Regions from separate parts of the Mus musculus genome. Here region 1 is linked to region 2. The links are chromatin contacts, found by POLR2A ChIA-PET in ENCODE. All regions are on one chromosome and are shown on one strand. The core of a region is the stretch at or near the end of the contact, and the rest is flanking DNA. Distances in the headings are between cores, read along the strand shown.

What was found. ChIA-PET counts read pairs that join two places held with the same protein, here RNA polymerase II (POLR2A).
Region 1: POLR2A ChIA-PET joins it to region 2 with 15 read pairs in embryonic stem cell. The contact joins the enhancer-like site here to the promoter of Ndel1 in region 2. POLR2A ChIA-PET finds 5 or more read pairs at or near these places in 4 of 5 experiments (Patski and embryonic stem cell).

What each region holds. Positions count from the first base shown.
Region 1 is chr11:68,938,461-68,941,160 of GRCm38, forward strand. It overlaps a transcript of Arhgef15 not described here. Among named protein-coding and RNA genes, the nearest start is that of Gm51902, 9.7 kb to the left of the region's middle. Within about 2 kb of position 1,375, at least 3 of the 3 ENCODE cell types and tissues checked have a DNase peak (open chromatin) inside an H3K27ac peak, as active enhancers do.
Region 2 is chr11:68,851,799-68,854,498 of GRCm38, forward strand. Ndel1 (nudE neurodevelopment protein 1 like 1) reads right to left here and starts at 1,337. Exons shown (of 9, transcript NM_023668.3): 1 at 1,144-1,337.

The DNA.
Region 1 (2,700 bases), core at 125-2,624, 87 kb after region 2:
CTGGGATTAAAGTCATGTGCCACCACTGCCCGACTTTTTTGTTTGTTTGTTTTCTAAATTGTATTTTATTTACATTTTTAAATAATAAAGTTTTAAAAAATAAGTCAATTGCATCCCCATGCCCACATGAAGCCATGTCTCTGTATTTTTAAAAGTGGTATGTTTCTTTAATTATGTAAAATACAAGATGTTGATGTTTCATAGAGATTGTAACTGCAGCATTCTTTAATTCTTTCTGGCGTTTGTCATAATTGTTATTTAAAGAATAGAGTATGTATTACATGTAAACATGATCTTTTCCTAGTTTGAATAAATTCCAAGGTAACTGAAGAAAAGAATCACAGGTTAGCAGAGCTTGATGGTAGACATGCGGAAGCTCAGCCCCGGGGAAATGAAGGCAGGAAGACTGTAGATCTAAGGCAAGCCTAGATGACATATACTGAGTTCCAGGACAGCCTCAGAGACAAGGTGAGGCTGTGTTTCAAAACACAAGGCTTGGTATGGTCGTGTATGCCTTTAACCCCAGCACTCAGGAAGCAGAGACAGGTGGATCTCTTTGAATTTGAGGCCAGCTTGTTCTACATTTCAAGTTCCAGGCCAGCCAGGAGCACATAGTGAGACCCTGTTTCAAACAAACAAAAATAACTAATATTTGGCTACTTATTAAACACCAACTATGTATTGAGCATTGCTCTCAGCACCTTATGCATATTCTTTTTAAGCCTCTCAATAATCCTGTAAGTCACATATAAATATCGTCATCATTATTGTGTGAATCAAGGAACTGAGGCACCGAGTTGAGAAGCCAAGCGATACAGCTTACAAACTGTAGAGTGGGTGTTAGAACACAGGCCAGCCAGCTCCAGGGTGCAGGTTCAAATTCCTGCCTTAACATTTAGCTTGCCATGGCCGTAAACCACCTTTCCTAAGTTCTCCTACTTGGTATTCTTCATGTGTATCTTCAGAGATTCATCCCTGTAACAGATTAACTACCCATAAAACTGCTCAGAGAATCCCTGCATTCTCAATTTAACTAGATGGTAAATTAACAGAATAACATCTGAGTTTGGTTCAGTGAATCACGGGACCAGGTTGGAGGAGAGGCAGGGTCATGTGATTTTACTGGTTTTGTTTGAGGGCTGAGTCTCACCGTGTATAATTCAGGCTAGCCACAAAAGTGCCACAACGCCAATGAATAAAGGACAGACCTATGTAGTGGGTTTGGCCCACTAACGCTAATTACACTCCCCCCCAAAAAACCTGCTTACACAAGTGTCTGCACAAAGCTTCTGGGAACCTGACCCTGCTTCGTTCTGATTGGTAAAGATGCGGGCAGCCAATGGCTGGGCAGGGCAGACAGAGGCGGGACTTTAGGATTTCCGGGTTTGGGATTGGCAAGAGAGAGAAGGGGGAGGAGATCCACCATAGCAGGAGAGTGTGGAAGAGAGAAGAGATGCCAAGCCTCAGAGTGTTCAGGACAGAGAGGCTTGGCGGCCATGTGAAGAAGCCGAGAGATCCCTCTGGGTCCAGAGCAGCCAAGATAGAATTTAGAGTTTAGTAAGTAATAACTCGGGATTATTAGCAGGAGGTGGATTCATTTCGTGGAGGTTGGGCAGTGGCCTAGGATAGAGCTGATTAAAGCATGTCAAAATATAAAGGCTGTGCGTGTGGGTCTTCCATTCTCGAATGTAAAGCGTTGAGGTGTGTAGCAAACCCGCTGCCAGGATCTATATAATATTTTATTCAACAGATTTAACTCTGTACAAAGTGGAATTTATTGGGAGGTAGGGAAGATTTGCTGACAGAATCAGATTCTGAGTAGTAGCTAAAATAAGCAGATCACTGTGAGGGAGGGTGTGTATTTTGGTTAGGACAAAGTGTTTTTATTCAAGATCAAATGTATTTGGTTCACCTTAACCAAAGGAAGAGTGAAGCACATTCCTGGTGCAGGTCATACAACTCCGTAGATTGCCTTAGCTGTTTGTATCTGTGTATAATTTACCAAGAAAGCAGACTCGGTTACTTTGGAGCAATTCTGTGATTGACCTGCCTTGCTTGGCTTCCCATGGTGCAACCCCAGCATCCAAATAAACTAACTATTAAGGAAAGCTTCATTTATTTACTTGATTAGTTAGTCTGTTTGAGACAGGGTTTCTCTGTGTAGCCTGGGCTGTCCTAGAACTCACTCTGTGGACCAGGCTGACCTCATATTCACAGAGATCCAGCTGCCTCCGCTTCTGCCTCTCGAGTGCTGGGATTAAAGGTGTGCACCCCCGTGCCTGGCAAGGCAAGCTATATTTTAACTCACTAGCTACGCTTGCTTGCCCTGGTGCTCTAGGGCTGTGGCAGAGCAGAGGTTGCAGAGCAAAACCTCATGTTGGATAGGAACCAAAAGAAAAAATCACCAAGGTTCCACTCTTCCCTTCAAAGGTTGTCAGTGCCCAGGTTACTTCTTCTTTCTTTAAAAAAAAAAAAATTATTTATTATTATATCTAAGTATACTGTAGCTATCTTCAGACACACCAGAAGAGGGTATCTGATCTCATTACGGATGGTTGTGAGCCACCATGTGATTGCTGGGATTTGAACTCAGGACCTTTGGAAGAGCAGTCAGTGCTCTTAACAGCTGAGCCATCTCTTCAGCCCAGTGCCCTAACTTCTATTAGGTTCCACTTTTTAAAGGTTTCTCCCACCAGCTAA
Region 2 (2,700 bases), core at 87-2,586:
GCTTTCTGATTTGGCAGACATTACCCTACCTCTTAAGTGCAGTGAAAGCAACATAATTTTCAGACTAACAACCAGCCACTCATGAGCAAGCTTCAGGATAAGATTTTTCTAGTAACTGAGCTTTTGGGGGTTTTTTGTTTGTTGTTGTTGTTTGGTTTGGGGTTTTTTTGGTTTTTTTGGTCAATTTACTCGAAAATAAATAAGTCATCTAGTAACTTCTGGTATTATCTTTAACAAGTCCAATGTTCAGTCCTCTTTCCGGCTGAAGAAGTTAAAAAAAAAAAATCTCATGAAAACAGAAACCAGAACCCTGAGCTTAGAAAGGTAAATTGTAACCCAAGCTAAACTTCTCACCAGTTAGTGGAACCCAAATAAAAATCACTCAGTTGCCCCAACCTCCTGTACCTAGGTTCAATTTCCCCATCCAGCAAAAAGTGACTTACAGTATCCGTCGCAAGTACAAACAGCAAATGTTCTAAAATGTTTACAAACGCTACAGGAATGGGCCCGGGTAATGAAAAGGACCCTCACTCGCCTTAAACTTAAAAGTGTTAGTCACCTCATCGTTTCTCAGAGAAAAATAAGAAGCGAATCCAAGCAACCGGGGTCGGTTGGTTAGTGAGACTTTCCCCAACTCCAAAGAGGATGATTAGCAGTTCGGGGCAGGCAGTCACGAGACTGCCAGTCTCTGCCAACGCGGGCTGCTCCTGCTCTCGCCTCCCGCATCTGGGGCGCTGGGAAATCAAGATCCTGCCCGGCTCCTAACCACCCCGGCAGCTCCAGGGAATCAAGGATGGGTGGAGCGAGAAGCTGGGCGCGCCTCCGCCACCCCAACTGGGCCACTCCTCGAGCCGTCAGCGCCTCAGCCCCCGGTGCCACGTCCCGGCCTCCGTCCCTCCTCTGGAAGCCCGGGACTCGCTCTCCCGCAGGTGCCCCCGGTGGGCCACACCTCCGCCAGTAAGGAGGGGACAGTTAAAGCGGTTGGAACAGTTGTCTCGGTACGGGCCGCCCCAGAACCCAAGCCCGGCCTGGCCCAGCGGGCTGAGCCCCAGCCCGGCGGCGGTCAGGCAGGCTCCCCCGGGGCAGGCCTCGGCGCTGCCCGCCTGGCTCGAACCCCAGAGGCTGCGTCGCACGGGAGCTCACCGCCAATGTGTCAAAAGCGCATGTTCGCCGCCGCTCGGCCGACGTCTCTGCTCCGCTGGCCTGGCCAGGCCCGCCCAGCCGCTCAGCTCTGCTCCCTTCCGCAGCCCTGAGCTCCACTCCGCGTATCCCCGCACCGGGCTCCTCCCCGACACGTCAGGGGCTCCCTGGGTGTCGGAGGCCATTCTGTGACGCACGGGGGCGGAGTCAAGAGCATGCGCAGAAGCAGGCTGGCGTGCGGGGCGGAGCGGTGGGAGGCCAGAGTCACGTGGAGCCGACCTAGGCTTTGCGCGCTGACGTGAGATCTGCGACAGCGTCCTGCGCAGGCGCCGCCCCGGACCCCCGAAGGAGGTGGGTTTTTTAGCCCTGTGCTGTCTCCGGAAGCTGTGCTGCGCAGGAGAGTAGTTCCCTAGGCTAAAATGGGAAGCCAGTATAAAGCCAGTATAGAGTACTAGCTCACGAAGGAGACAGGAGAAATACACAACTGTCCTGGAACTAGAAACTTAAATTTAAAAAAGGCATTTGGGGAACAACTATAGGAACTTTAGCTGTCTCATGCTCAATGTAATTGTTATTTCAGTGCTGTTGGGATTGGTTTTGAAGTTTGAAGACAAAACAACATAGCATAAGACATATGCTGAGCCTAAGAAAGACAAGGTGAGCCCACGTATACGGTTGGGAAAGGTCAATATAAACAAAAAACGGTGCGAGATGGATTTTTAAGGAGAACCCAAACTGATGAGCAGAGGAAGATTACTGGGGTCTAGAGCGTCTTGAACTACACTATGAAGGATATAGGGTTTTTAAAAAGAGATTATGAGTTCACTGTGCGGTTTGTCGCGCCCGTAGTTGTACCAGTCACTGGGGTGCATTGCTTTGTCACAGTAACCCCACGTCACTCTCATTTACAAGTAAGAAATAGCAAGATGAAGTTCCCCAAGGTCACTCACCTACAGCGCAAATTCAAACTCAGAAGCTACACTGTTATCCACTACTACGCTGACAAGAAGGGAAACATAGGCTAGACCGTGGGGCTAAAGTGCCTTCCATACACTACTGTTAACCATCAACAACATTTGAAGCTGGAATCATTAGATCTATATTGTAACATAAGACTCAAAAAAAAAAAAAAAAAAGGTCTGCTTTACAGGCCAGTGGCCTGGAACAGCTTTGAAACTCAGTCTGGCTTCCCTACCTGAAACTCTGCTCAATCTAATCAGACTTAAGGCAGAGAAGTGATTAATGAAGGCTTTCCTATAGACCCGGTGCCAAGACAGGAACCGTCCCACCCAAACAGGAAAAGATAAAAAGGCCACAGCTTCTGTCCTGCCTCCTGGCTGAGGTGCTAAGAAACACACTGAGTCACCTAATGGCTGGCCAGGCCCTTCAGAAAACAGTGACATCATCTCCCAGGCTGCTGCCCCTCCCATTTGCTCTGCCCCTAGGACTGGCATCATCCCCTTCTTAATGAATGGGCTTAGCTTGGCAGAGCCCTCAGAAGCCAAAGGCCCTGCTCTGATCTTCGTTGGCCCAGAGGCTGGAATAGTACCCTAGAGTCAG